4 separate regions of the Homo sapiens genome follow, and all the other regions are linked to region 1. A link is a loop called in an ENCODE intact Hi-C map of the cell type or tissue named here. Cell type or tissue: PC-9. All regions are shown on one strand.

Evidence for each region. A loop is a pair of places that touch in the nucleus more often than their neighbours do. Peaks named below come from ENCODE experiments on the same cell type or tissue, not always from the same donor. Only the 100,000 strongest peaks of a DNase experiment are listed, where the experiment ranks them.
Region 2: it touches region 1 in a loop (3-fold over the local background); 7 of 110 quality-filtered maps call a loop at or near these places.
Region 3: it touches region 1 in a loop (2.7-fold over the local background); 7 of 110 quality-filtered maps call a loop at or near these places.
Region 4: a loop joins it to region 1, with 21 times the contacts of the local background. A loop is called at or near these places in 6 of 110 quality-filtered maps.

The regions. Positions count from the first base shown.
Region 1 is chr6:45,416,126-45,424,125 of GRCh38, forward strand. It overlaps RUNX2 (RUNX family transcription factor 2), which reads left to right. Exons shown (of 9, transcript NM_001024630.4): 3 at 6,468-6,832. It overlaps LOC124901324 (a long non-coding RNA gene), which reads right to left and starts at 6,091. Exons shown (of 2, transcript XR_007059602.1): 1 at 5,720-6,091; 2 at 4,954-5,534. In PC-9, CTCF peaks have their summits at 3,544, 5,650 and 6,073; DNase peaks (open chromatin) are centred at 3,616 and 6,136; H3K4me3 peaks cover 5,160 bases; H3K27ac peaks cover 2,175 bases.
Region 2 is chr6:45,651,536-45,659,535 of GRCh38, forward strand. No RefSeq gene overlaps it. Among named protein-coding and RNA genes, the nearest start is that of RUNX2-AS1, 79 kb to the left of the region's middle. RefSeq lists an enhancer at 4,161-5,360. In PC-9, no CTCF peak of the experiment used is centred here; a DNase peak (open chromatin) is centred at 4,526; H3K4me3 peaks cover 761 bases; H3K27ac peaks cover 4,138 bases.
Region 3 is chr6:45,081,095-45,089,094 of GRCh38, forward strand. All of the region lies in intron 3 of SUPT3H (SPT3 homolog, SAGA and STAGA complex component), which reads right to left. Among named protein-coding and RNA genes, the nearest start is that of MIR586, 110 kb to the right of the region's middle. In PC-9, no CTCF peak of the experiment used is centred here; no DNase peak of the experiment used is centred here.
Region 4 is chr6:44,627,248-44,635,247 of GRCh38, forward strand. No RefSeq gene overlaps it. Among named protein-coding and RNA genes, the nearest start is that of MIR4642, 200 kb to the left of the region's middle. RefSeq lists enhancers at 1-184, 185-692, 2,546-3,166, 3,789-4,408. In PC-9, CTCF peaks have their summits at 3,363 (motif pointing right) and 3,571; no DNase peak of the experiment used is centred here.

The sequences.
Region 1 (8,000 bases):
AAAAAACTTAGAATGGTGACTTATAATAACTGGCATCCCCTAGGATTGCAGCTAATAGAACCAAGTTGAACTCTTACTATTCTATTTTTTTCTGTTCTATTTTTTCTTACTTTGCTAGTTTGTAATTCAAATTTCTCACACTGTGCAAATGTTGATATTTTTAGTACTTTACTAGATGAACTGAGAGTATTATGATTTACATTTTTCACTTTGATGGCAGGGTGTAGGGAGGGGACAAATAATTGAAGTCACTGCCCTAATGCCTAAAGTGAAACTTTGGAACCTTGGGCAGTGAGATTAGAATAGGATAGCACCTTCCTTGGTGACTTAAAGGCAATATGTGAGCAGCTGGGTAAAGAATGGCTGAATTACTACAGGAAATCTTTAATTTTAGGGTGTTCTTAGAAGTTTCATCACAGACCTCTGTAAACTTTTATATATAACATTCCACTGCTGCTCAAAGATCACTGCTACTGCCATAGGACAATTGCCAACACCAAAATACCAGAAGGCTGATTTGAGAAAATTAGTTTTCTCTGACTCCTGGGTAATGAATTAGGCTCTTTTTAGAAATTACATTGGTTTCTTAAGGTAACTAGGGTGTCGTTTAGTAAGTTGGTATTTTAGTCAAACAAAATATATACCTCTTTAGTCAGTACCATGCCTGAAGAGTAATTACACAGATGCTCCATGAATGTGGTTCTGAAAGGTCATATGGCAAGTGTCAGCCTTTTTATGACAACACTGTACTCTCTTGTAAGTGCCTGAATATGGCCCTTGGGAATGCTAACTAAAACAACAAGGAAAGGTTTATGATGCTAAGTCCTCCACTACAAACATTTCATCTCTTGTTACAGCCATGCAAATTATTATAGGTCCATTGACAATGGGAAAAATTTACTGAGCTTAAAACAAATCAGACAGTATTTAACGGTATAAAAAGTTAAAATGGAAAAAATATGTCAAAAAGCTTTGGGATCACTTAAGTTACTAAGCTAACTGTCTGAAAACTGTATATAGGTCTTACGAATATATTGTATACTAGAAAATTATTGGTAAGCTCATTGAGTTTCTTGTGTAATCATGTGCAACACAGTTGGAATAAACCTACTAAAACCTTACCTATTTTTTATGTTCAGACTACATGAGAGTTTCTTCACTCTTCTTCATCTATGCAGTTAATGTGTTCCCACTATATTTTAAGGACAATGGAAAATGCTGACATATGGAGATGTGTAAGAAAATTGTTCTTAAGGAGCCTGTGAAAATGTACTCGCTCCTCATTCTTTTCTTTCTGTTTTGGCACCTCCAAAATTATTAAGTGAAAAATATTAATCTAATTAACAATTTATGCAGAAAAGAATAAGTTAAATGTTACGTTGTTCACTTTTAGAGAACTAATCTGAACCACATGCACACCCATTCCAGTATCTTTATAAAATATCTACTCTTTTCTGCTATCTCACTCCTCCATGGTCTTGCATCCCTTTCACTTTAGGGCAAGGGTTGGCAAACTTTTCTGTAAAAAGTCAGTAGATATTTTAGGCCTTGTGACTCGTACAGTGTCACAACTACCCAATTCTTCTGCTTTAGGTGAAGGCAGCTATAGATAATACACAAATGACTGACCATAGGTATATTCCAATAAAGCTTTATTTGTAGACACTGAAATTTGCATTGCATATCATTTTCATGTACTATGAATATTATTCTTTTAATTTTTCAACTATTTAAAAATGCAAAAAACATCTTTGAGAATTGTACAAAAACAGGCATTAGGCCAAATTTGTCCCATGGGCCATAGTATGACGACTCCTGGTCTAGTGGCAATGCTGCTTCTTCAAGGGCTGAGTAACCTTCTGTCAATCAGAGTCCAAACGAAAATTCTCCAAAGATCGTTCTGTTTATAAAGTTTTCCCATATGAGACATTCAAAGCTTTAGGGATCATCAATGTGCCCATAATTTTCCATTGGTTTTCCCACTTTAATAGCTGGTCCATTGAAAAATATTTTAAGATTTTACAGGGACTTATTCTACTTTTCATCATAAGTATATATAAAATAATGTATGGGGGTTAGAAAAGGAAACCAGGATAAAAGGCCTATGGGTTCTGTTCCCAGTCAGTTCTTTGACTGGATAAATAACCTGACTGCTTCACATCTCATTTTCTTTGTCTAGAAAGTCAGAATTGTCAGGTGTTGTTACTAAACAGTTATGTTAAATGTTAAAGGACATGGTAGGGAGTGGTGGGTGGGATTATGTTTGTATCTTCCAGAGTTGCCACATTTTCAGAAAAAAAGTGTATACTTTTTAGTGCCATCACATACAACTGAAAAGATGAATATTTCTGAAGAGAAATAGGGTGGGTGATTTGTTTCAAACATTTTGACGTAGAAAATCTAAACCCAAAGATGACATCAAGCAAACTATAGCACAAAATACACATATGTAAAACCTCATGGTTTTCCTATGTGCCTACGATTAACAGGAGAGGTTTGGTTTAGGGGTCTGTAAAAATGTTTTCTTTCTTTAAGCATAATGCTCAGAGCCAAGACATCATCAGCTCCAGGCTCAGTCAGTTCCAGTCGAAAGTGTGAATGTTCAGCAAAAGGATGTTTTTGAAAGGAGACTGAAAACCCACTGTGCCAGATACCTGAAACGTTGTTAGGGTATTCAGTGGAAAATTTCATTTCCACATTATAAATAACTGTAGGATATTTTAAGAGATCCAAGACTAGTAACTTCCAAGAGCTGCTTATATTAGTTCCACTGAAATGTGAAATGGAGGAAGGATACTGAGAAAGGCCATAAAGCTGAGTTACTAGATATGATTAATTAAAATAAATAATCTCACTATTGATTAAATTGCCCTTAAAATCCCCAACCACTGAGGACTGCATAGTTTGCTATCCACCAAATAAAACAAAGGACAAAACAGCGATGGAGAAAAAAGGAGGAAAAGTCCCCAAGGTAACTTCTTAAATTCAATTCTAGAATTTTTTATTTGGAAAGCCCCTCTGGTGGTCCATATTTGAAATATTAATTGTTTCTTATTGTCTTCAAAGTTCCAGGAATTCTCTGTTCTATGGACTTCCTGGGAGGAGGACAATCCCAGAGAAGGTGGCATATCACCCACCATGGTAGTTATGGAATTTTGGTGTCACTTTTACCATAGAAATAATCAATTCCCATAACTGCTTCCCCCCTTTGCAGCCCCCACAGATTTAAAAACAAAAAACGAGCCAGGGATCTCTGTTAGACAGTGGCACAACATGCCCAAAGTAAAACTAGCCCCCTAAAAAGAAAAAAAAAAGGCAGGAAAAAAAAGCCATGACTCTATGAGTGTGTATGTATTTATGTGTGTCTGCGTGTGGACTTGCAAGAGTGTGTGTCCGAGTGCACATGAGTGGACGTGTAAGGTAGGACAGCAATGGATGCAGTCTCTCTCTCTCTTTTTTGAGGCGAAAGCCTGGCTTCCCTTCCCGGATCGGCCGCCTGTGGGACTCGAGAGACCTGTGCACGCAGGGGACGCGGCGGTGCCCGGGGTTAGAGCTCTCCCCTGTGACCGAAAAGATAATTAAAAATCGCACGCGCAGGAGCCAGCTCAGCTCCTGGCTGCGCTTCCAGTTGGTCCGGTCTGGCTAAATGGGTTCTCGCACCCTGGCGGCGCCCGGGCTGGGAGGCCAGTAGGCCGGGCGCGAAGAGTAGGTTGGGGACCAGGTGTCATAGCCGGTGGCGCAGAATCGCTTCTCGGAGTCACCGAGGGTGGCAGTGGCAGGCGGCGGCTGTGGGGCGGGAGGGGCGCGGCTTGGGGCTAGTGTCTGTGGAGGGATTTGGGGAAGAGGCAGGAACGTGGAGAGAAACGTGGGAAAGGGAAAGACCGACGAGGGAGGCGTGGAGCAGTGCATGGAGGAAGGGCAGGTAAAAATAAAGCCCCAATTAGGAAGGACAGAGTAGTATCCCCTGAACTCCATCCTTACCCCTCGAGAGCGCACACCTGGCTACCCCGCACCCCCACCTCTGCTCCCGCGGTCTGGCAGACCCTCAGTCCCCCGCGCATCTCTTCAGCGGGGCGATCCCGAGTCACGCAACCACAGCCCCCCAAGCTCATCTTGTACTCGAAAGGGCTCCAGAGTCCGCGACTGGCACCAGGCCCCCATCTTCCGTGCCCCTCATGCTCTCAGAGCCCTTCCAGGCCCCTTCTAGGGCGCAGACCCGGGCGTGGGCTCAGCGAGTGGGAGCAAAGCTCTAAAACCAGACAGGGAGGGTCGTGGCAGGTCGCTACGAGGGTGAGGGAGGCGTTTGCACTGAGCAATAAAAACACCCAGTAATGGGTATGTGAATTGCTTTAAATAAGATGGGAGGGCGTGAGAGATGACCCAACCATCTTTCTTCCTTGATGCTTCGAGGGGGAGGCATTCTAATTCTTCATTTATTTTATAAAATCACTTGTTACTGTGTCAGCTACTCCACTAGGAATCTTTGAAACTTTGGCAACTGATGATTTTTTTCGCAAACACGTTTTCAAGCTTTGGAAGGCTTTAAAGAGTTTGGTAATAAGCAAGAAACGTAGTAGTACACAACGCCGAGGGTAAAACGGCCCTGTGCCCCCTTCTTGGGGTGTAATAGCCTCAAGCGGATTTCCCGGCTTCTGCGGGCGCAGCACATTGTTTTATTTGTTTTGAAGGCTCAGAGTTTGAGGCTGGTCGTAGACACCCACGTGCTCTGACTCTCATCAGCGTAATGATCGACTTAGCCAGAGTCGTGTCTATATAAACCACAAAAACCTAATCATTAGAAATCCCAGCCTCCAAAAACCACATTTTAGGTAAAAAGTGCCGCTTTTTTTCCGCGCTCCTTCATCCTCTCGACCACAACTTTTTGGGGGATCCAAAGTCGCTTTTTAAACCCACACTAGGAAATAAATACATAAATAAACAGCCACGGAAGCATTTTGAATTTTTTAGTTCGTATTTTTAATTTTTCCCCGTGAGCGCTGGGGAAGACAGACACGAAACTTAGTCTTAGATGTAGAATAGACTTAATAAAATATTTAAATTCATGGAAAACGGCTGGTGCTTTTCCCCAGCAAGGGTTTTGCAACTTATTTTAATCACAAAGCTGACAGTTTTTCAGTCCTTAAAACAAAAACAAACAAACAAACACCTCATTCTTGTTCTCTAGGAATGACAAGATTGAATATATAAGAAAAAAGAAATGTCCAGCTATGCACTTGAGTTCCTAAAAACTATTTTGACTAGATCTCCCTCCACCCCCCCTCCTCATTTTTTTTGTGTCACTTAAAACAAAAAACACCCAAACCCTGCAAAATCTTTTTCCCTTGGGAGTCGCTCAGACAGAGGTGGGGGTAGAGGTGGGAGGGTGAAGAGTGCTGAGAAGTCAGCACAGAGGCTCAAGAATTTTCTTTCCTCCTCTCCTGAAGTTACAACGAAAAATAGCGACAGTCAGATCAGCCGGGGGCTCTCTGGTGTCTCGGCTTCAATCTCTTCCTACAAAGAGGGGGTTCCTTGTCCTAGGGGTGGGGAGAGCAAGAGGACGCGACCTGGCGAGATTGCCCCTAGTCTGGGGCCGCCTCTAGGCTTCGGAAACTGCACACGGCGCGCGGGGGGCTCCTTCTCGCGGCCGGCTGGCGGCGGCAGCGGCTGCGATTCGCAGGCTCGAGATTCGTTGCCCCGAGATCCGCTGCCCACGACTTACCTCTTGGCACCTTGAAGCGCGAGAGACAGGGGAGCTTTGCAAATTGCAGGAGGGAGTGGATGCAAAGAGGTGGCTGTGAGAGGGCGAGAAGAAAAGAAGGGAAAGGAAGGAGCCTAGCCGGGGAGCCGGGCTGGCAGCCGCCGCGGGAGGAATCTGAGCGTGCAGCCCGCGCGGGGGGAGCGGCGGCCGCCGCGGAGGCGGCGGCGCGGGAGGGCGGAGGCGCGGCCGCCTGCAGCTGGGTAGCAGCGCGCGGCGCGGCGCGGCGGTGGCGGGCAGCGCGCGGCAATGCCGGCCCCGGGGCTGGACTGCTGAACCCACACCGCTTCACCACCGGACTCCAACTGGGAGGGGGCGCCAGCGCACCCAGGACGCGGTGCCCCAAGGGACCCCATTCCAAGCTGCAAACTCAAGTCCCCCGCCTCCCCAGGCCAAACACACCCCCGCGCCCGTTCGCAGCTGCCACCCCGGGTGTTCCAAAGACTCCGGCAAAGATCTGCGCCTCCCGGGTCTCCCTACCCGCCAGCCCGACTGCGCCGCATCGCCAGACTCTGTTGGCCCATCAGACTCCGCCCGGCAGTCGGCCTCATCAAACTTGATTTCTCACCTCCTCAGCCCCATCACCTCCATCCTCTTTCCCCCCGTCTCGCCTTCACCCCCCCAATTTCCTCCTTGCCCCTCATTTCCACCCTCCTCCCCCTCCCCCGGCCACTTCGCTAACTTGTGGCTGTTGTGATGCGTATTCCCGTAGATCCGAGCACCAGCCGGCGCTTCAGCCCCCCCTCCAGCAGCCTGCAGCCCGGCAAAATGAGCGACGTGAGCCCGGTGGTGGCTGCGCAACAGCAGCAGCAACAGCAGCAGCAGCAACAGCAGCAGCAGCAGCAGCAACAGCAGCAGCAGCAGCAGGAGGCGGCGGCGGCGGCTGCGGCGGCGGCGGCGGCTGCGGCGGCGGCAGCTGCAGTGCCCCGGTTGCGGCCGCCCCACGACAACCGCACCATGGTGGAGATCATCGCCGACCACCCGGCCGAACTCGTCCGCACCGACAGCCCCAACTTCCTGTGCTCGGTGCTGCCCTCGCACTGGCGCTGCAACAAGACCCTGCCCGTGGCCTTCAAGGTAAGAGGCTACACCGCCCCCCGCCCCCGGCCGGGAGCGGCGGAACCTGCCCGCCGGTGTCTTCCTGCCCACGGGGCTGGGCCCCGGACGTCCTCCAAGACCTCCTGCCTTGGCGGCTCTAACCCCAGAAACCCCCGGCCGGGCCTCCCTCCGGATGCCCTGGCGGGCTCGGGGCTCAGTCCCTCCGCGCAAATCCCTCCCTCTCCCACCTGTGCCCGCTGCCACCCCGACTTCAGCCCTAGTCCCCCTGACCCGTTCAGCACTCCTCATGCCTCCTGCCTGGCCTTGATTCTCACTCACTCCTTCGCGCCGTCTCCCTTTCCCCCAGGATCCCCAAAGTACCCACTCTTGCACTGCGAGCGGACTTGCTCCACCCCGCCCCTTTCCCGGGGGCGAGGATCCCCGGCATTGTCCCCTGGGGCTCCCGCGTCCTTCCGGGACATCCCGGCCTGGCCGCATTGCGGGCTGCCCGCGCAGCCTCTCTTTGGGGCTCCGCGCGCTCTCACCCGCTTCCCTCACAGCCAAACGCCTCTCCTCAGGTCTCGGCGTCCCCTTCCCCGACCCGCAGAGTTCAGCGGTCCTGGTCCCTCCCGGGCTCCCGTGCCGGGATTCGTGGGGTGCCGGTGCCGGGCATTAGTGCCCGGGGCTGGGCGTGGGGTGCTGACTGAGGCGCGCGGGCTGCGCTACCAGTGCCCGGGAGGGTCCTGGACAAACCTAGGGTCTCCAGAGGAGGGGGTGTCAGGGCGGGGGCGTTTGCTCTGTTCGCTGACCCGCGCCAGATCCCGTTACCGGGAGGAAGGCGGGGCCGCTGGGGCGTCCGCAAGCCCCGAAGCGGGGGCGTTCAGGGGGCCTGGGCGCTGAACCCTCGAGTGCTGGGAGGCGCGGGCCAGGGGACGGGGCGGGAGCTCGGGCCGCTTCTTCCAGCCGGGACCGAGCTCTGCGCCTCGCCCCGCCAGGGAGGGATGAGGGAAACCTGTGGAACAACTTTAGTTCGCCCAACTTGAAAACGGAGGTGAAATTTTGTATTTTTGCTTTATTATTATTTTTAAAGGACTTAAATCTAAAAAAGATCCCTCCTGCTTCTGAAAGGTGGTGAGAGGCTCCTGCTGGTGGCCTGAGCACGGAGTGAGCTCGAAGGCTTGAGAGCGGCCTCTGCGCGCCCCGCAGA
Region 2 (8,000 bases), 240 kb after region 1:
GGCTGGGCAGTGTTACTTTATTCCCCAAGCAAATGGAAGGTGCTAGAGGACTCAGCCAGTTCCGCTGACTTACTGAACATCCTTGTCGGAAACCTTGCTGCCTATTGCTTTGGGGAATGGAGCCATCACCTCCCTCCTCTCCAGATGGGGTGTCCTACTGCTTGGTTGCTCAGTGTGGGTTGGGGACTTGGCAAGGGAACACCATGGAACAAACCAAGGAGGCTTTTTCTCTGAGGTGCCTGTCCCGGCTGACACATCTGTCACCCTTGGCTCCCCCCGGAAGTCCTGGAGCTTGATGGTGTGAAGAGGGCCCAAGTGAACTCCATACGGCTGGGCGCAGCTTGCCCGTTCACCCTGCAGGATCAGTCCTCCTGCCTGCCTATCCTAGCTGTCCCCCCGTCCTCCTGGTTGACTCACGTGGGAGCTGGCAGCAGGGGGCTGCAGTCGTTCCCTCCGCTCCTCGCCAGACTGTCTCTGCTCCCCACATTAATGGTGGTGTCCTAGCTCCATGTGACCCCGGCTTCTAATATTCTTGGGTTAGTTCAGACTATACAGCTGGCCCAACTCTAGGCTTCCTAGCCTTGTTAAAGCCAAAATGCTGTCTTTTACTACCCTGCTCTTTCCATCAAGTTCTTCAAGCAACCCGAGTTTTAGAAGCTAGATGACTCTTTTGGTGAGCTCTTCCTCTGGGGGTAGGGAGCCTGGGTTTCAGTAGGGCCTGGACTGGGCTACATCATTGTTATTTTTTTTTAATGGTAGTTTTAGAAAAGAAGGTTCAAAGGTGAGTGACCCTCCAGGAGGAAGGATTAAGTGGGTTGACTTGGGAGCCATTCAACCCAGGAGGCATTGCTAAGGAACATAATCTATTTTGCATTTCGTTTCATGAGCCAAAGTCAGTTATGGCATAGGAATAGCTTTCTCATGCTGTCTCTCCCTTTCTCCATTCTACAAAAATATTCATGCCAAATAATATGCAAGTTGTATAAACATCCCTTCAAAAAGCACATAAAGATATTATATATAGTCACATATGTCTCCTTCCAAATGGGTGTGTTCCTAGAGATGCATAGAGATATCTTTCACACCCTATATGTAAAAAACAGCCAATTTAAGAATTGGCAGAACAGCCTTGCCTAAGTGAGTAGAAAACTTTGGCTCAGGGCTCTCCAAACAATCCCATAAAACCCATGCTTGCTTTTATTGAATGGTGATGCATGAAAGACCAAGGGTGGCCAACTTGAATGAGGGCAGGAGCCAGCGTTCACAGGATTGTCATAAAGGGTGGCAGGAAAGTTTCTTTTTGCTGAAATTCAATCTATTCCTAGAAAAAAAAAATTGCTTCCAATACTGGCTGGCTGGATGTCACTCTTATGTTCACTTCTGCTGCAACATCATTTGAGCTCATCAATGTTCAAGATGTTACTTTTACATTTGGTCTTCTCGCCTCCAGCCTCATCCCATCCATTTCAGCCTCCACTCCACTGGCTGCCAAAGTAATCTTTTTAAAAGGCAAATCAAATCTATTACTTTCCTACTTAAAACCCTTTGGTGGCTCCCCGTTGCCTGCTAAAGTTCAAATTCCTTAGCTTGGTAGACAAACTCCCTCAACCTTCTGTCCTCCGTTACCCTTTAAGCCATTCCATGAAGTCCCCCAGCCCCATGGACGCTCCACTCCAGCCATTTCAGACGGCCTTTGAGGCCACAGTCTTCCAAGCCTCATGCATTTGCACATGCAATTTCCTCCACTGGCATATTCCCTGGGGATATGAGTGGAACAGTGATAGCATCTGTGGTCAGAGCAAGGGGGACAGGAAGATGATGTGGTAGAGTGGAGGGTGGCACTTTTAACTAGGGTGGCCAGAAAAGCACACTTGAGAAGGTGACTTTGAGTGAAGGCTGACGGAGATGAGGGAGACAGCCTGCAGATATCTGAGGGAAGAGCATTTCAGGCAGCAGGAACAGCAAGTGTAAAGGCACTGAGGTGGGAATGTGCTTGGTGCCTTCAAGGAATAGTTGGAGTAGGGTGAGCAATAAAGGGATGAGGTGTCTGGAAGTTGGGTGAGGACCATGGAGCTCTTGACCCAAACACTTGCCAGTGTTGCCAGTGGGAATGAGTGACCTGAGCCAGAAGGTTGGCTGTGAAATGCTTGGAGGTTGCAACACTTTGCTTATAATGCAGATGAGTGTAAGAGTGGTTCTGAAAGTGTCAGGCTCTAGACTTTACTTTCTCCCAACCTGCATCCACACAGTCTCAACAAAGCCATTTTACTAGAATTTGACACCCTGATGACTAAAAAACCAGACATCTTTGAGGAGGCATTAATGTTTAGTTAGAGTCCAGGACTGGGTAAGTAATCCTCATCCTCAGGAGCCTCCGGGGTGCTTAACCCATACCTGATCTATCATGTTCTCCATAGCAATTTATTTTATCAGCTCTTCCCATTCCCATTTTATAAACATTTATGGTAATGCCATATATAGATCTTTCAAGTGCTTGGACAAAATTGTGAATTAAGGTGTCAAACTTCTCCTCCACCTTTTTATTGTGGTAAAGTATACACAACATGAAATTTACTATTTTAACCATTTTTAAGTACATAGTTCTGTGGCATTAAGTACATTCACACAGTTGGGCAACCATCACCAGAACTTCATCCTTCCCAACAGAAGCTCTGTATCCTTTAAGCACTAACTCCCCCTCATTTTGCTTTCTGTCTCTATCAATTTGACCACTCCAGGAACTTCATACAAAAGAAATCATACAATGTTTTGTGTACTGGCCTTTGTGACTGGCTTATTTCACTTGGCAGAGGTCTCCAAGTTTATCCATCTTGTAGCATATATCAAAATTTCCTTCCTTTTTAAAGCTGAACAATATTCCATTGTATGTTTGTGCCACATTTTGTTTATTCTTTCATTCATGGATAGGCACTTGGGTTGCTTCCACCTTTTGACTCTCGTGAATAATATTGTTATGAACATGGGTGTACAGGTATCTGCTCTCACTTCTTTCTCTTCCCTTCTTTAAAGGTAGTCTTTGAGCAGAAGCACCTCTTGGCTGCTTGAATCCATCTGGATGGCTGCCCTTCTCCCTTGTCTTGACTTGGCTTTATTATCAATTGATGATGAAGTCTGTTTCTGATGAGCTCAACCCTCAGCCACCAGAAAATTAGGCTCTGAATGATATATACAGAAATAAATGTGTGATGACTTTTCTAATGTCACTCCTTGGGAAATCACTAGCACTGCTAGAAACAGAGACTAGGGATTTCCCCAGGGCTGGGCCTTCTCATTCTCAGATGGTGGCCCCTTAGGGGTCAAAGCCACAGAAGATGGCCAGTATTCTGCCTGGGAGAGTCAGTGGGCACCTCCCAGCCAGGGCTCCTGGACATCTCTTCGGAGATCCTGGTCCATTGGCTGCAGCAGAGCCTGGATGAAGCCAAGGCCGTGGTTTCAGCTGCCCCTGGGCCAACCCTCCTGACTCAGTGGCTATAGACTGCATTGCTACTCTCAGGCAGCTGACCTAAACAGCACTTGGACTTGAACAAACAAAATGAAAATTGTAAAAGAAATTTATAATAGAAAAAAATCACATGTTTTCAAAATAGAGGATGCCCAAATATGAGAGAGAATGGAATGAACTGAACAAACATGGGTGTTGGAATCAGCCAGATATAGATCAAGACATGGGTCTTATCAGCCATGGGGTTTGTGCAAGCCATCCAAATTCTGTGAGCCTCAGCTTCCCCATTTACAAATGGATATAGGGTCATTAAATGAAAAAAAAATAAAAAACATGAAACTTGCTTTTATTGAGCAGACCTTATTGCATATTAGAATCACCTGGAGAACTTTTAAAACCTAGGATGTCTGGGTATGACTCCTAGAGATACTGATTTAATTGGTCAGGGGCACCGATAGTGTTTATAAAACTCCCCAGGTGATTTTAATGTGCAGTCAAGGTGGCATATAACTGGCCTAGAGTGTAGCAGACCCTCCTCAAATATTAGCTTTCCTCAGTCCTCCTCCCATGCCTGCAAAAACTCTAGAAAGCACATGCCCTCCCTCACATGGAATAGCCTTGGCATCAGCTGCCTTGGTTCATATCACAGCTCTGTGCCAGTGACCAGGGTTCCTAACATAGCCGAGCCTCAATTTCCTCAATGGTAAGATGGGATTGATGACAGAAACCACTTCTAGTTTTCTGTGAAGATTAGAAGAGATAACGCATGGCTTGGAGTTAGAGAGTACACAATAAATGTCAGCTCTTATTGTGAGCATGGTCAGTGTCAAGTCAAGAATCCCATCATTTCCACTGCAGCCAGCCCTTCTCACCCCCTCCCTCCCCAAACCCCAAAGCAGAGAAACCAACCCTCCTGTTCCCTGCAGAGGGCTGGTCAGTTCCAGCTCTCCTGCTGAGCCATGTTCCTAGGAGATGCCTGGTGAGAACTTGGGATCAGATTGAGTCAGAGGTATTTGTAGACTTGACTCACCAGGTCTTAAAACCAGAAGATTGCCCTGTGGGTCTCATGACATTCCTGGAAAATAAAAGAAGTGAATATTATTGGGCTGAGTTCATCAGACACTCAGCCCTCCCTTTTGTATGCCGGTGCTTCTGAAGAGAGCAGGCAGCAACTTAGCCAAGTCTGAACCATCAAAGGCAATGGCCTGGTTGCAGTGCAGGGAGATGTTGCTTCTCCTGAAGACAGGTCTGTTCCTCTTTCCATTCCTCTTCTCTTCCAGTCCCCCAAGGCTATCGACTTTCTCCTCCTTCCAGGTTCCTGGGAAAATGTTTCTGAGGGCTGCCTCTGGTGAGGTGTGTCAGAGCTGAGCTATTTTCGAGGGCTGGGTGTGGGCTGGGAAGGGGCCACCCATATTCCAAAGAATAAGAAAGGGAAAGTTCCCCTTCTGGAGCCAGGATTTCTGGAACCTTGCACTGAAGCCCCAGCCAGGTAGGGGACCCATTTCTCTGAGGCCTTCTTTCCCCACACTGCGTCACATCCCTAACAATAGTAAGTCCTGTTGTTTCCACATCCCAACTATCTCTAGAATCTACTTCTCTGTATCTCCAGAGCCACAACCCTAGCAAAAGCCACTGCCATTTTATAATTTCTCACCTGCAACTGCAACCTCCTGTTTCTACTGTTTCTATTCTCTCTACCCTTGTCTTCCCAACCTGCCACCGGCAGGCAGGTAAAATTTTCAAAATATAAAACTGATCATGACACATACACGCATATGCACATTTAAGCTTAATACTCTTTCAAAGCTTCACATTGCTCTTGGGATAAAGGCAAAACCTCTAACAAGTCTGACAAGGTCATGTAGATCAAGATTTGGTTTGGCTATGAGTGACAGAAAACCCAAGTTAATAGGGGTTTGAATAGATAAGGTTTTCTTTTCTATGTGAAGAGTCTGCATTTCAACCAGTGAGGATTGGCACAGCAACTCCTTAAAGTGATGGGGGACTCAGACTACTTGAGTTATCTGCTCTGTCATCCTTAGTATGCAGTTTTCACTTCACAATCCAAGAGGGCTGCTTGAGCTCCAGCCATTGCAACCAAATCTCAGCTCACAGGAAGGAGGAATTGCACACAGCACTTCTACTTGCATCCTTCTGTGCAGAATTTAGTCACATGGCTACAGGTAGCTGAAAGAGAGGCTGGAAAATGTAATAATATTTTTTTCCAAGTGGCCATAGCCCACCAAAAATGGAGGAAGAAGGGGAGAATAGATATTGAGTGATAACTGGCAGTGTAAATCATATAGTACTCCTCTCCTGAGCATCATTATACCTCATGCCTTCTTCCCTTGGCTCTCTCCACTCCAGACACACTGGCTTTCTCCAGATGTTCCACACATTTGCAATACTCCCTCCTGCCATAGGCCCTTGCTCATGCTTCAGTGTTCTCTCCTCCCTCCTACTTAATTACTAATCCTTCAGAACTCCACTCAAGCAGAGTTCCCTCAAAGAACCTTCCAGAGGTCAGATCCTCATATTTAGAAGGGATTTTTTATCCTCCTCTTGTATGTTTAGCTTATAACATGTAGATTCTGTCACTGTTGCAATCACACATTTGTTTTGTATGACTATTTTCTGCACATCATCTGTCCCATGATGAGGACAGAATTTAGGCTTGGTTTTGTGCACTATGGAGCATCCTGCCTGGCACACAGTAGGTGCTCAATAAGTATTTCTTGAATGAATCAATGAATAAATTTAGATATTACCTAAAATGTATTAAAGGGGGACCAAGAATTAGGCAAAGGGTTTTCCTGGGGCAAGTCATAGGGAGTGGCTGAGAGGGGTTGGGAGATGCATTCTAAATAGTCCATCCAAATCTAGTAGGCTTTAGGTGTGGCAGAGAAAGTGTTGACCTGGAACTCAGAAGACCTGTTTTCTGATCTCAGCTCAGCCATCAACAGCTGGGCCACTGCCTAGAGACAGAAATGGTCAGATGTTGGGTATATTTTGAAGGTAGAGTTGACAACAATTGCTGACAGATTGGATGTGGGAATTGAGGGAAAGAGAAGGGTCAAGGATTAGTCCTGGGTGTTTGGCTGAACACACAGAAGGCCATTTATGGAGAAGGGGAAGACAGTGAAAGGAATAGCTTTTAAGGAGAGGGTCTGAAACTCTTATTTGCAAATGAGCCACATGTTCCCATAGCCAGATGCACACTTCAACTCTTCCACAGAGGAAGCCTAAGCCCCAGGCTGGGGGGTGTCAGTGGTGGAGAATACTAAATGGATGTAAAAAAAGTTAACTGAACCCCACCCCATCCCCCCAGAAAATGCCCAAACAACTGGACTTTCAAGGTGCATAGTTACCAGCCAAGTTATTCAGCTTAACTCAGCAACAAGATTGAAGAGAAAGTGGTCAGAAGACCTTGATACTAGGCTTGGTAGGAAGCAGTCACTTTGGGCTCAAAAGTCAGTGATGAGGGAAGGCATATCCATGCATAGTCACTGCAGAAATCTTTGAAAATTAAGAAAATTACAATCCCAGTACATGCCTCACATGCCTAACATCACCATGTATTTTCTCCCAATCTTTATTGTACACATTTTCCTGTAAGCAGTGGCACTCATCTGAATAATGTGATTTGGCAATTTCCCTTTCTCACTAAACATTATCATACATGTTTCTAAGTTGCTTTCTAAACAGGCTGTACTGATCTACTCAACTAGAATCAGTATATTAGAATGCTTCTCTCCTGGCAATCTTGTTCACAATGAGCGTTAGCAAAAGAATACTTTGACAATTTTATAAGTGAGAAATAGTAATTCATTATTATTTTAATTTGCAGGTTTAAAAAAATTTCTAGAGAGCCTGAACACTTCTCAAATGCTTGTTAGTTACATTTTTTTTTCAAGTGACCTTTGCAAAGATATTTCTAGACGTGGAAGGAACCAGAATAACCAATATTTAGTTAAATCCCACTTCCTTCACCTCAAGAAGCAGCATCTCTCCCTTCAAAAACCAACCATATGTATGAGGGGGATGGGGGTGGCAAAGCAGAGAGAAAGAAGTGCTGTGGTAGAAAGTTTGCACTCAACTGCTGCGTGGCAATGGCTCACCGCCAGCCTCTAGTCCACCTTCTTGTGAATGAGGGTGAAAGCTTTATAAGCAAATCAGTGCTAACTATAGCTGGTGGATGTCTGCTGTGCAGCTCTTTTGGATTTCCGCCCTAATCTGATCTGCCATCTGGGTTTTGATATGCACAGAGAGGCAGTCTGTTTTGGTGAGATCTACACCCCGTGTGCTCTCCCACTGACTCTGTGGGAGGACAGAGAGTCCACAGCCCGATCTGCTCCTTCAGGTAGGGACTCTGCCTGGTTTGGCTGTGTCTTAGAATATAGTGTAGCACCTGGCACACAGTAGGTTCTTATACATATTTGTTCTGTGACTGAGTGATCAGGATCCTGAAGGGATAACTAGGAGAGAGGAGACGCTGTTCTCTCTGTTCTCACTTCTATTCTCAGCTGTGTCACTAAAC
Region 3 (8,000 bases), 340 kb before region 1:
GAATTTAAAAATTAAGAAATTAAATGAATAAATAAACAAAACCTTCTCTCCTGAACAAAGCCAAAGAGAGTGAAATTGACAGAGAGAAAAACAATGCCTACATAATCTGGTCCCTATCTTACTTTTACATTTCAGCTCGTCCCATTTGATCCTTAACTCACTTCACTCCAGAAATACTGATATTTCTGTTTCTGGAGTACATTCCAATCTCAGTACCTTTATACTCCCTGTTAATACATGGTATTCTCCTTCACATTATTTAATTCTTTGCTCATGTATCATCTTCTCTGAGGTAATCTAACATTATTACTCCCAGTCCTTGTCCTAGATTATTTCCTTCATAGTAGTTAACACTATGTGATACTATTTATTCATTTACTTATTGTCCTTCTTGCATACCAAAATATAAGCTCCATTAGAGAAGAGACTTTCTTGTATATACCATTATATCCCCAGTACCTAAAACAATGGTTGCCACATTTATCAATAAGTCTTTGATGAGTGAATGAATGATAGAGCTCCTCTGTGGCTAGAAATCACCATCCAATCTAACTCTACGTCTTATATATACACTATAATTGTGGAAACAGGATTTTCTATCATATCTGAATCCACATACTTATACACCATTTAACAGGGTTCTACCTTAAGAGTGGCAATAAAAACACTGCAGTAGCTGCAGAATATTTTACTCTTGGGCCTGATAAAATATTGACAGAAACAATTCTAAAAGAACTGCCTGCTCAGCAATTTCAGCCAATTTTTGAGCCTGGAAAAAATAGGGGGAAAAAATCAAGTGAACTTTCACTCAGTTACATGAAAATGCAATGCATTAGTTTTATTTCATTTGGGCTTCTAAATAAAATAAGCAATTTAAATAAAGCCAATCAACTTGCAAATAAAGAAAGTGCCACATCTATGGCATTTTACACAAACTAGAAAATCTAGAGGAAATGGATAAATTCCTGGAAATACATAACCTCCCAATATTAAATCAGGAAGAAATTGAAACTCTGAACAGACCAATACTGAGTTCCAGAATTAAATCAGTAATAAAAAGCCTACCAACCAGAAAAAGCCCCAGACCAGACAGATTAACAGCTGAACTCTACCAGACATACAAAGAGTTGATATCAATTCTACTGAAACTATTCCAAAAAAATGAGGAAGAGGGACTCCTCCCTAACTCATTCTATGAAACTAGCATCACTCTGATGCCAAAAGCTGGCAAAGACACAACAACAACAACAAAAAGAAAACTTCAGGCCAATATCTCTGACAATTGTAGACACAAAAATCATTAACAAAATACTAGCAAACCAAGTCCAGCAGCACATCAAAAAGTTAACTGACCACGATCAATTAGGCTTTATTCCTGAGATGCAATGTTTGTTCAACATATATGTCAATAAATGTAATTCATTACATAAACAGAATTAAAAACAAAAACCATATGAGTATCTCAACAGACACAGAAAGAGCTCTCAGTAAAATCCCACATTCTTTCACGATAAAAGCCCTCAAGAAACTAGGCATCAAAGGACATACTATCATATCATACTACCAACATCATAGTAAAAAGGCAAAAGCTTGAAAGCATTCTCCCTAAGAATAGGAACAAAGTATGGATGCTCACTTTGACTACTTCTACTCAACATAGTACTGGAAGTCCTAACCAGAGCAATCAGGCAGGAGAGAGAAATAAAAGGCACCCAAATAGGAAAATACTAAGTCAAATTATCTCTCTTCAGAGACAATAGGATTCGACACCTAGAAAACCCTAAAGACCTGACCAGAAGGCTCCTAGAAATGATAAATGACTTTAGTAAAGTTTCAGGATATAAAATCAACATACAAAAATCAGTAGCACTTCCATACATTTATAACATTTTAGCTGAAAGCCAAATCAAGAACACAATCCCATTTACAATAGTCATAGTCACACAAATATCTAGGAATACATCTAACAAAGGAGGTGAAAGATCTACAAGGAGAACTATAAAACCCTGCTGTAAGAAATCACAGAATGACACAAATGGAAAAACATTCCATGTTCATAGATATTAAAGAATCATTATTATTATTATTATTATTATTATTATTATTATTATTTTTCAGACGGAGTCTCACTCTGTAGCCCAGGCCGGAGTGCAGTGGCGTTATCTCGGCTCAATGCAACCTCCGCCTCCCAGGTTCAAGCGATTCTCTTACCTCAGCCTCCTGAGTAGCTGGGATTATAGGCACACGCCACCACACCCGGCTAATTTTTGTATTTTTAATAGAGACAGGGTTTCACCATGTTGGCCAGGCTGGTCTTGAACTCCTGACCTCATAATCCACCCGCCTCAGCCTCCCAAACTGCTGGGATTGCAGGCATGAGCCACTGTGCCCGGCCAAGAATCACTATCTTTAAAAAGGCCATATGGCTTAAAGCAGGGTACAGATTCAATGTTATTCCTATCAAACTACCAACACTGTTTTTACCCCAATTAGAAAAAACTCTTCTAAAATTCTTACAGAACCAATAAAAAGCTTGAATACCCAGAGCAATCCTAAGTAAAATGAACAGTCAGAGGCATCATATACCTGACTTCATAAGGGTACAGTAAAAAAAAAAAAACCAAACACCATCGGTCTAGTATAAAAACAGACACATAGACTAATGAAACAGAATAGATAAGCCAGAAATAAAGCCACACATCTACAACCATCTGATCTTTGACAAAGTTGACAAAACTAAGCAATGGAGAAAGGATTCCATATTCAATAAATGGTGCCGGGATAACTGGCTAACTATAGACCTTCATTGGATACATTTAGCTAGCTAGCCAGTTATCCCAGCACCATGCAGAAGAATGAAACTGGACTCCTACCTTTCACCATATACAGAAATTAACTCAAGATACATTAAAGATTTAAATGTAAGACCTCAAACTGTAAGAATCCTAGAAGAATATCCATGAAACACCACTTTGGACACTGACCTTGGCAAAGAATTCATGACTAAATCCTCAAAAGCAAGCGCAACACAAAAAAAATTGACAAGTGAGACCTAATTAAATCAAAGAGCTTCTGCACAGCAAAAGAAACTATTGACAGAGTACGTTAGAAAACTTGCAGAATGGGAGAAAACATTCACAAATACCCATGCGACAAAGGTCTACGTCTAGAATCTATAAGGAACTTAAACAATCCAACAAGCAAGAAACAAATGATCCCATTAAAAAGTGGGCAAAGGACATGAACAGACACTTCTGAAAAGAAAACATACAAGCTACCAACAACATATGAAAAAAATTTCCATATCATTCGTCATCAGAGAGATACAAATCAAAACCACAATGAGGTACCATCTCATACCAATCAAAATAACATGTTGGCGAGGCTGCAAAGAAAAAGAAACTTTCATACACTGCTGGTAGGAATGTAAAGTAGTTCAACCACTGTGGAAAGCAGTTTGGAGATTTCACAAAGAACTTAAAACAGAAGTATCATCTGACCCAGGATCCTATTAATGTGTATACACTCAAAGGAAAATAGATCATTCTACCAAAACCACACATGCACTCATGTTCATCACAGCCCTATTCACAATAGCAAAGACATGGAATCAATCTAGGTGTCCATCAACAGTATATTGGATAAAGCAAGTGTGTTACATACACACCACGAAATCCTATGCAGCCATAAAAAAGAATGAAATCATGTCCTTTGCAGAAACATTGATATAGCTGGAGGCCATTATCCTAAGTGAGTTAATGCAGGAACAGAAAGCCAAATACTGCATGTTTTCACCTGTTAGTGGGAGCTAAACACTGGGTACAAATGATGTAAAGATGGGAACAACAGACACTGGGAACTATAGGAGGTAAGAGGGAGGGAGGGGGCCAAGGGTTTAAAACTACCTGTTGGGTCCTATGCTAACACCCTGGGGGATGGGATCCTTCATATCCCAAACCTCAGTGTCACTCAACATACCCATGTAACAAACCAGCACATAAATCCCTTAATCTGAAATAAAAGTTGAAATTTTTTAAAAAATTAATTAAAAATAAATAAAAATGTAGAAAAGAAAGTGCAAACATCTATACATTTGCACTAAGTGCCAGGGGAAAAATGTGATTTGAAATTTTTTCTGTCCTGTCTCCCAACACAGGTTTAAATATTTAATTAAATATTCTGAAGCATCTCTATGCACCCAGAAACAAAGTATTTATATACATTTTTGCTATTGCTGGAATTTTTATTCAACATAAATGTGTGTGACATTCTCAAATGATAATTTTCAACCCATTTAAAGCCAAGGGAAAACTACATACTCCATACTACCTGTTTTGTTTCTCCTTTTTTTACATCTGACAAAGTTCCTTTCAGACCTTTTGGGTCACCTGTTCTAGAGATACAACTGAACATATTTGGTACCTCATTTCTAAGAACTTGGTTAATTCTAGAATGAACTTGATGATTATGGAAAAAATTATTCAGAAATTATGGAAATCCACCCAAAAACCTGATTATATGAGAAATGTAGCAGAAAGTATTTAACACTGTAATCAAAATTCCTTTCTACTTATCTCTTGCTTGTATATGTTTTCCACATTTCTATATACTTATCTTTTCTGTTAATTAAGACAACATGAATGACAACTTCATTTGGCACTTTATCTCTTGAATGAGATTCAATCGAATACTGGATGATTAATAAGTAGTTGATGAATGGATCAAAAGAAGAATGATAATTTTTGCTTGTCTGGGGAAAAGGTATTACACGAATTATAAAACAACGGCTTATTAGGTAGAAATAAAAAACACAAGTATATTAAAAACATCATAACTATTATTTAAAACAACTCAATTATAATCCTCCTATATTTAAAATGTTTGATCTTTAGGTATGAGAAACATACTTCTCTGAAAATTACATTTGGAAAGTCAAACACTGAAGGTTGCAGGAGTTCTATCAGAAATTACTTGAAACTTAGTTTCTGTCACTGACTTTGTAAAGTTAAGCATAAATTAAAGGCTCAATCTTAGCTAAAAATTTTCATCCTATTAGTAATATCATTCCCCATTTTAATGAGAGACACAAAAAATAAAATGAACAAATTTCATTATCTGTATTGGCCAACTATATTTCTGACATACCAAATGCTTACTGCACAAATAAATTTTCTCCGAATTATATATACAGTTTCACCTAGTTGTGTAAAATCGGATATTAATCGACACCTTTAAACCTTATTACTAGGAAATCTGGGGCATTAAAATCATCCTTAGGAACTCATAGGAAATGGTAAACATATAATATCACCAAGTCTCCCTTTTTGAAAATTAGAAATAACTCAATCATGCTCCATTCCTGGTCAACCAAGAATTTTAAATTTATAATGCTTGCATGACTAAATGTGATTTTGTTCTATGACACAGAGACTAAGCATACATAAACTAAATCAGCCACTTAGACACGTAGCTTGAAGTACTTATGTACATAACAAAGCACTGGGATTTTAAGAATCTTGGTTTTAAAAACTCCCTCCAGCAATTCTTCCATCTCTAAAACTCTAGGCTTCTTAGAGTTTTGTTGCATTCAAAATGGCCTCAGCAATTGGTTCATAATGATGTCACAGGAGTAACCAGAAAAACTGTGCATCACTGGTACTGAAAATGAGAGTTATTTATCTGTGAATAGGTACACGGCTAAAATATGTTGAACGTAAATCTATTTCCATAATTATTAATAAATAAAATTTAATATTTAAGATATCAGTAATAGTGAACACTAGGTGTCAGTGTAAGAAACGGAAAAATATTTTTAAAAACCTGTTGTTTCCAATCAGGTGTATAACAATAAAATCAAAAGCAGCTGTGACCACATTTACTTATAATTACATAATTCGGTTAACAAGCCAATCTTTCTTTCAAACAAAAATTTCTGTTCCAAAACCATCAAGAGTTTAAAATCAGATTAAGCTAATTATTAGAAGTTACAAGTCTTTTGTAACCTTGGCTACATAAAGCATAGCAAATTTTTACTTTTAAGAATATATATTTTGAAGAAAATTCTACTTTTAGGAATACATATTTTGAAGTGTTAAAGTGCAGAACTACTATACTGCATTATTTTCGTTGGTTATTTTTCAAAATAATAATGCTGGATGATTAATAAATGATACTGAATTTTAAGCTTTTCCCCAAACAGAAGTTTCCCACATAAATTTCAAGTTATTAAAAGTTAAAATGTTTAAAGGGTCAATTCACAAGGAAAGGGCACACGAACTTAGGAAGTACAATTGCTTCTCTTAAAATTTTAGTACCTAGAATTTTTCTAAAGTATAAATGCTATCATTTATACTAAAAATATCATCTAATAACTTTACCAATATTTCAGATAAAGAGTTTTCTCTATAGACTTTTGAGGGTAAATGCTTTTAAAACACAAGTTTTAAAAAGATTATTATTAGCAATAATAATAAAAGGAAATGTCAACATCAAAACAGTGTCCCTAGTTTTATGAAAAGGCACTTTACAATTTACAAACACATTCATAGTATTACTTAATTTACACCTAATAATAATAATATAAGAAATCTATACTCATTTTAGCACACTGGTCAAGTTTGGGGGCTTGAGCTCTCTGTTTCATCTACCTATTTATCCATTTCTCTGTTTCACCTCCCTCAAACTCCACATTACTATGTACTTATGAAATCATGTATTTTTCAAGAATGTTGGGAAATTTCTTCACACAATATTCTGAAAACCATCAAGTTTGAAAAAGAAACAAAACTAAACATAGAAGTCGCCACTAAAATACAATATCTTAGGACTCGAAGATCATTTAGGAGAATATTCAAGGATTTGCTGGATAAAAATAAGTGCTTTCAGTCAATGCTGTTTCTTATTTCAATGATAGTTAAGTTCTATTCCAATTATAGAGATAAAACGAGAAGGCATAAAATTAATGGAAAAGCTTCCTAAGTCTCCAGGATTGAAATGAATTAAATTTAGATCATTCTGCGTCTGCAGGTTTCTTCTCAGGGACATAAAATCAGACGGGAACTGACAAGAAAGGAACAAGGAAACTCATGTTTAATAAATTATCTAAACTGGGTTTTAAGAATGTTGAGGTATCTAAGAATATTGGCAATAAAAAGTAGAGGTAGGAGAAATAGTGACAAAACTGTATAAGGCATGACATGCTAAAGCAGAAGGGTGGCCTCAGAAATACTGCATGCTATGAATCTTCGAGCGCTCTTTCTGCCTCTTAGTGTCTTTGCCTTTGACACTCTGTTACTCCAAATGTCAAAAAATTTTTTGGCTGCCATTAATCCTGTTCCCATTGGCAAATAATGTAGACCAGTGTTAGGTCATTTACACACATTATCTTATATAATGCCTATGATGTAGGTAAATTCCAAGAGATGACTAAATGAGGACTTGGATTAAGGAATATGCTCAAGACTGTATAACTGGCAAGTTATGAAGCCAAGATTCAAATCCAGCAATGTTTGTCTCCAAAAACATTCCAGTCTACAAGCATTTACCAACTCATGGCTCACGAACCCTGTGGGTTTTGCAAAAGTAATCAGGGATCAGGGGAGTCACATCTAGAACAGTGATTACCAAATGAGAATATACCAAGTTAGTACATATAAATGTACTAACAACTCAGTATTTCTATCAGTTTCTCACTCAGATCAATACTGACAGCTGTCATGGTAGATTTGATTGTTATATGATTTTAAATTCATTTATTCTCTGTGATATGGAATTTAATTTATACCCATACTGAACTATTGTTTACAGGTAGTAAGCATAAGTAGTTGAAGCTAAAACAAAATAATATATAACAATTACACTAACTTTGTAAATTTGATATCTTTCTTTACCAGAATAAGATGTATTCATCTGAAGGAAAGTAGAATTCAGTACATTGAGATATGGACTTCAAAATATCATATGAATGGAAAATATAGTAGCAAGTATACACAATTTAGCTT
Region 4 (8,000 bases), 790 kb before region 1:
CCACCCAAGCAGGGCATGAAGCAGGAGGTGGTGGGCCGGGCACAGGAGACAAACCCCGCCTGCTTCCCAGTTTTGCTCCGAGAGTTAGCCTTGGCTAAGTGGAGCTCACCAGCCTCCCACACAGTGAACCCAGAAGTCTTCAGCCCTCAACATCCCCGTGTGTGTGTGTGCACGTGTGTGCGTGCGCATGCGTGCGTGTCCATATGCATGTGTGCACGTGTGTGCCCGTGTGTGCGCATGTGCATGTGTGTATGTGTGCATGTGTGTGCCCGTGTGTGTGGCGTGTGTGTGTGTGTGTGTGTGGTGTACTTCCTGCTTCCTCTAGAGCTCTTTCCTTGTTTCACTCTGACACTGTCTTTGACCGCCCTGAGCCGCTCCCCCTCCCCCTCCCCAGTGGTTCTGATGCTGCCCCTTAGCAGGTAGCTTTTTCAGATTCCTTCACTCTTTTCCTGGGTCTGCCTCTTTGCCTCTTGCCTGATTTCCCCTGGAGCCCCGGGGGATCTACGCTCCTGCAGGGCTGTGCCAGCCCTGTGAGAAGGAAGCCAGAAGTAAGAATCACCACCTAGTGCTAAGGGCAAAACATTGCGCCCAGTAGGTGCTCAGGCCAGGTCTGTGAGGGCGGATTTCAAGGATGAAAGCGGAACCGTGGACATTGAAATGTACATTGTGATGTATTTTCAACTCTTCTTTCTTCAAAGAAAAATAATTGGATGTAAAACGCTCCTCTCGCCCCTCACCCAGACTTCTCCTTTGACGCTGATTTTCCCAGCTCAGAATCAAGTATAGCATCGCTGAAGATCACCAAACTGCTACTTAGACATTTTAAAGATGCAATTTGAGTTCCAGGCAGGGAAAAGGGGTGGATAAAAGAGATTATATGATAATGACATGGCTGTGGGAAGCCTGTCAAATAAAGTGCATTTTCTCTGGTGGGCAGGCTATTTCTGGAGCTGTACGTGGGTCCCTACACTGAGGGGTGTGTTTATCCTAATGGGAAGCAGGACTGAGCTAAGCCACAGCTCCCTGTACAGTTTTTAAAGTCTTAAGATACCACAAGAGACATTTGCATTGTCCAGAGGACACATTTAGTCTGCCCTGGCCCGTTTAATGTGTGCTGACTTGGCTCTGACAGGGGCTGGAGGAAGGCAAAGGGAATTCTTACAGCAGAAGTGGGGAAAGGTGCATCCATCCAAATGTGCCCATTAGGATGCTTTTAGATACAAGAAAGAGAAAAGTCAATACTAACTGACTAAAATCGTAAGGAGTGCATTAGATCATCTCAAAGTAGCCCAGAGTTAGGGCTTCAGGTAGGGTTTGATCAGGGTGCCAATTCTGTTTTCCTGTGACCTTGTCTGCTCTGCCCCCTTCTAGTTCTTTGTCCTTAGGCTGACTTCCCTCATGGCTGCAAGATAGCTGCTGGCAGCAACTCAGGCAGTTGCTTCTTTGGTCACGTCCAGGGAGAAAGAGAGGAAAACATTTTCCTTTTGGTCTGAATGGGTCAACTGAAGCCACGAACTGGACAATTGGAGCCACTAGGCTAACATCTTCTGCCCTTGGCTTGCCCAGAGTTCTGAACCCCACCCAAGCAAGGAGGTTTGAGTGACTCTAACTGCTGGGATTGGATTCCCACGAGGCACAGGTGTCACATAGGAGGGTCAGGCCCAGGCCCAGACTGGACTCTGCTAGGAAAGTGGGGGAAGGTGGGTTGGAAATGAAAGCAGTCAAGCAACTAACAGCTTTTCCAGCCAGAAACAAGGGAGCCCTGTTGTAGCAGAGCCTCTTTTGTGGGCTGAGACACTGTCAGCCTGGCCTTTCTGCCTCTCAGAGCTGTTGGGGATCATGGAAGATGATGGAACGGTAGCAAGGCAAAATAGACATATATATGTATGTATAAAATATATGCCTATAAATATCTCGTGCCTCAGTTTTCTCCTCTGTAAAATGGACATAGCAATCCTGCCTTATCCTTCACAAGGAGAAATTTCATGTACTATTTTCAGTGCTCCTAGAGACCAGCTAGGCTAGCCAGATTGGGCTTGTTTTCCCCCAGAGAGGAATGATGACAACTCCAGCCCCTTGGTACCCTCTCCCTCTCCTCCCATCTCACCCTGTTCTAGGTTGGTCTTGGCAACATTTCCTCTGGAAAATAAGAAAAACAAATTTTCCCGGGGTTATCAATCACTGCCCCGCTTGACACATTGGGGCTGGGCTTCCTAGATCTGAAAGGGAGCACATATCGAAGCCCACCTGAGCTTGTGTGCCAGGTCTCTCCAGGAGCCCTGGGGCAGCTGGTCAGGGACAGTCAGAGGGGTGAAGCCTGCCTGGCTGGAGCCTGAGACAGGAAGGGAGAGGATGGGGTTGGAGCCTGTCCTCCAGGCCAGGGGCAGACCAGAGGGGTGGGTGAGCAGGGGTATTCTAGAAGGAACAGGGTCTGCTGGGGTGCTGGGGAGACACGGTGGGTTTCTGTACTCTGCTGTCACAGACAATGCAAGTTTCACCTGGAGCTGAAACCTCGGCCTTGAGGCTGCCGATTTCAGTCCGGAGGGAGCCCTTGGGAAGCGGAACTGATCATTTCCCAAGGCCTGGCCTCACTTTTCACGAAGATAAGGCAGCACTTCAGCTTCCTCTGAGGCCGGCAGCCCAGGAGCTCCTCTGTCCCCCTCCCTCCTTCTACAGGTCTTGTCTGCAGCCTGTCTCTTCTAGTATGGAAAAAGACAGAGAAACATGCAAGCCCAGAAACACACATGCAGCACATGCATCTCTTTCTCTCTCCCTCCCTCCCTCCCTCTCTCTCTCTCTCCCTCCCTCCCTCCCTCCCTCTCTCTCTCTCTCTCTCTTTCTCTCCCCTCTTCCAGGCCTTCTGTGCCTGGGCCCTCTGGCCACATGTGGAAAGGCTGTATTCTGTCTTAATGTAATGGAGGCAAGGCACAAAAAGCCATTTTCCTCTGCGGGCCCTCTTGCTCACTAAGATGGAGGAACTGGGAAATGCCCTGAGGAAGGGCCATGGGGTTCCTCCCCACTCAGGCCCGTTCAGAGCACATTCCATGCCCAGTGCCCTGCGGGGAGAAGCTGCTCCTGGTCCCCTACAGTGCCTTAAACAAAATAGTGACTACATACATAGCATGTAAGAGCTGGAAGGGATCATAGGGGGTTGGATGGTGAGGCCAGGACAAACCTGAAGTTTGACAGAGGGACAGGGGCCCAGAGAAGACTCTGCTGCAGCTACACAGGGCCCAGCCTCCCAGGAGACATGTCTAGCAGCCTAGGGAAGGGCTGTGTTCCCCAGAGCCCTCAGGAGCCCGCTGAGAAAAGCCTGAAGTTGCCAGAGCTCAGAAGCTCACCCCTGCTGACCACAAGATGGCAACAGAGCTTTGTATGAGCCCCAAGCTCGGGCGGGGGCCGGGGCGGGTCCAGCTTGCTGGGAGGAACGGACCCACATCCTTACCTCCATGGTCTGAGTATTCTTCTGATGCCTTCAGATCAGGATGAGAGTTAATTTAATGTGGGTCTGGGTGTGTCTCTTTTCCTGTTTTATTGCCTTGAGCTCAGTTCCAACTGTACCTGATGAGCGGTTCTGATCTTTCCTCTGTCCCTTTTACCTATTCTATAAGCTCCATAGGAGGGTGGGGGTGGTAGGAAGATGCCATTCAACTCACAGCACTCTTGAGAAGCTAGGTGGAGGTAAGCCTAAGATATTAAAAACCTGTTAGACAGTATAGATGAATGTGCATAATTTGGTGCTATGTGTGGTGCTGAATTTATATTTTTCATTTTAGAAGAAGAGCTAAAAGTGGCATTTCAACCTGGAAACAATATTGCCTGGAGCACAAAACCCTCTCTCCGGCAGCCTTGCAGGCTCCCTTCACCCCACCCTGTCTGGTGCTCTTTCCCGTCCAGCCATGCCTGGCCCCTGGGTGGGGCTGGCAGCTCTGGGAGAAGGTTGGGAAGGGGAGTGGAGAGTTGGGGGTTCATACCATCCACTGGCCAGGATCCCACTCAAATTGCTCACTCCATGCCAGCGGACTCCTGTGACGTGGCCAGTCGGGTATCCATTCAGGAACTAATTCCCATCAAGCTGTTCAAATAATGGTCATGGCTCCAACTCAGCCTTGGAAGGCTGTGGTGCCAGGGAAGGGAAGAACAAAGCAGAGAAGCCACCGTGCCTCTCAAACCTGCCCTGGTTAAGGATTGATGGAGAGAATGCGGGAGGAGAATGAATGCATTGGCTGCGCGAATGAATGGTGTGAATTAATGAGTGGTATAAATGAAGAAAAGGACGCCGTAGTGAGGAGAGGCAAGCTCTTCATCATATGCCTCTGGCTGGCCTGTGTGTGTTGCCAGCATTTTCGTGCCTCACAGATGGCCATGTGGCTTTGCAGAAAGTGTTCATAGACACCCAAGAAGTCAGCCATTGGATGATAGGACGCTGTGTGAGGAAGGCTTAACATGTTCTCTGCTTTGCTGCTGTCTCTGCCCTATGGAGGTCCTGTTGAAAAGTTGACTCACTCATGTAAAAATGAACATTTCGACCATGTCTGCCTGTCAGAGGCATTGGTTAGAGACCCTCTGCATGCTGCCCAAAAGACAACTTTGGAGGCAGCTCCGTGCATGGTCAAGGGCAAACATTATACATATTTTTATTAAGTATAGAAACTGTGTGTGTGTATATATATATATATGTCTCACATGCATAAATGTACAGTTGATCCTCATTATTTGATAATTCTGTACTTGCAAATTTGGCTACTCACAAAAATGTATTTGTAACCCCCAAATCAGCACATGTGGTGCTTTTGCAGTCATTCTCGGACATGGGCAGAGTAGCGAAACATTTGAGTCACCTAACCGGTGGGTGCATTTCCAGCTGGGGACAAACAAGGTGAAGCTCTGCTTTCTGTTCCAGCTCTCAAACTGTAAATAAGAGTTCTTTCTGTGGTCTATTTAGTGCCACATTTTTCACATTTTTGTGCTTTTCGTTGGTGACTTCACTGTTTAAAATGGCCCCTAAACATAGCACTGATGAGCTGTCTGTGTTCCTGCGCCAGAGAAGGCTGTGATGTGTCTTACAGAAAGTAAGACGTCTTTAAACAGAAACACACTGAAACAAGGTTATGTATTGATCCGTTGACAAAACGTTGTGACCAGAGACTCACAGGGGCCTACCTTGTATTTCCCCTGGAAGCAATGGTTCAGTATTTGCTATTCCAGTGCTTGTGCTGATTTTATAGAATATTGCTACCACAAATAACAAGAACATAAATATATATATTCAGTATCCGAATGAAACAAATATAGGCATAAATAATAAAACATCTCCTATCTACCACTCTCCAGCTCTGCTCCTCTTTCGTAGGGAAACATTGTTAACAGTTTAGGGTGCAGCCTCTGACATCTCTTCTATTAATTTACATACATAAAAATTAATATATATTACATAACATGCATAATTTTTATGGGAGTATTCTATGAAAGGAATTATATATATATAAACTATATATATATATAGTTCACCTTTTATCACTTAGATTAGGGGTTGGCAAACTTTTTCTTTTTCTTTCTGTATTTTTTTGGCTTATAAACAACAGAAAGGTATCTCTCCCAGCTCTGGAGGCTGGAAGGCTGAGGTCAGGTACCAGCACGGTCAGGTTCTGGTGAAGGTCTTCTTACTGGTTGCAGATGGCCAACTTCTTGTCGTATCTTCTCACCAAGACTGGAGAGCAGAGAGACTGGCAAACTCTTTCTGTGAAGGGCTGGAAAGTGAATATTGCTGGCTTTGTGAACCCCATGGTCTCTGTCACATGCGTTGAACTCTGCTGTTGCAGTGCAAAAGCAGCCGTAGACTATATGGGAATGAATGGACATGGCTGTGTTCCGATAAAACTTTATCTGTGGGCATTGAAATGTAGATTTCATGTAATTTTCATGGGTCATGAAATATTGTTCTTCTTTTCATTTTATTTCAACCATTTGAAAATGGGGAAGCCATTCTTAGCTTATAGGCTATTTAAAAACAGGTGGCAGGCTGGATTCAGCTTATGGGGCTTAGTTTGATAACCCCTGATTTACATGGTATCTTGGAAATCTCTCCCCGTTATGACATGTAGATCTACCTCATTGTTTTAATGGCTGCCCAGTATTCCATTGCATGCATTTAGCTCAATTTATATAACCTTTTCCTTATCAATGGACAAGTAGGTTATTCCAAACATTTCACTTAACAGAGTATCTTTGTGCGCATACCTTTATGGATATGTGTATTTCTATGGAGTAGAATTCTAGAATTGGAATTGCTGGGTGAAAGGGTTAAAAGGTACGTACACTTTGAAAGTTGATACATTCTGTGAAGACAGAATGAATACATTCTGGAGTAGGCCAGAAATTTTTTTTTTCTAGATTTATTATCCATCCATAGAGCTGGGCTTCTTGTGAGAAGTAAGTGGTCCATACTCTCTTGCTCTGTCCCAGAACGGAGTACTGCACCTAAGACCTGTCTAAATAAACTCATGTCACAGGGGTGCCGTGGCTCATGCCTGTAATCCCAGCACTTTGGGAGGCTGAGGCGGGTGGATCACTTGAGGTCAGGAGTTCGAGACAAGCCTGGCCAAGATGGTGAAACTCTGTCTCTACTAAAAAAATACCAAAAAACTTAGCTGGGTGTGGTGGTGCTCTCCTGTAGTCCCAGCTATTTGGGAGGCTGAGGCAGGAGAATCCCTTGAACCTAGGAGATGGAGGTTGCAGTGAGTCAAGGTCACGCCACTGCACTCCAGTGTGGGTGACAGAACGAGACTCCATTCTCAAAAATAAAATAAACTCATGTTTATTTTATTAATATTGCTCCATGGCTGCCCTTATTATAGGGTTGGTCAGGAGAGAGAGGCTAATAGCATCCAATCCTGCAGAGATATTGAGTAAGAGTGTCCTGGAAATGGGCCTTACTTTGTTGAAGTAGGAACCAGAGGAGCTCTTGGGGAGCATAGCCTTAGGAAAGAGCTCCAGTGTCCTGTTTTCAGGGTTGGGCAGCTTAGAGGAGCCTGTTTATGGGGTCACACCAAACAGACTGGCCTCCCGTGGGCTGGATGTTTGCCTCAGGGAAGCACAAGGAGCAAAGTCAAAGACTAATAATTCATGCCCAGCTGCTGGACCAAGGGTAAGCTGAGGCCACAAACGGGAAGACAGCCGGGTGAGTGAGGCAGAGGCAGATGGGGACTAAAGTGGGGGGTTGTGATGAGCAATTCAGGGATTCAGGACGGAGGCCGTCAACCCAGGCGAGCAGCATAAGCCATGCCCAGCAGGGCTGCAGCTGAACTCAAGCCAGGTGGCAGGGAATCATGAGTGGGCCAACAGGAAATATCGATAGTGTGGACAGGGCTTCCTTATGAGAAATTCACCTGTGTTAGGACAAAAATATGGCAAGAACTACGTAGGACAGCAGGGCGAGAGAAGATTTCTTTTAACTTCTGTACAGGCTGAAGGAAGCAAACCAGCAGAGAAGGGGAACATGAACGGTCAGGAGCAAGGAGAAGGGGTATTTGGCACCTAGTAGATAATCAACAACACTGGATCATTCATTCAACAAACATTAAACTACCAGGAGCCAAAAAGCACTCCAGGCTCTGGGAAGGCTGGAATGAATATGCCGTGCTCCCACTCTCTGGTTCCCAGTGGAGTGGAAGCAAACAGGCTCTGACACCGAGAGGTTTAATGCATTGCTGCAAAGGCTCTGACCATAACAGGGCAGGGGTGGAGGAACCAAAAAAGGGCAGGGCCAGTTGCAGGGAGGGGAGTGGGGCAACTGCCTGGAGAAAGATAGGTTTTTTGATGTGTTTGTTTGCTTTATATAGACTTTGTTTTTTAGAGCAGTTCTAAATTCACATAGTTACTGAGCTGAAGGTACAAAGTTCCCACATGCCCCCTAGCCCCTCACACACACAGCCTCCCCCACTGTCAACAGCCCCCACTGGAGTGCTACATTTGTTACAATGGATGAACCTACATGGATA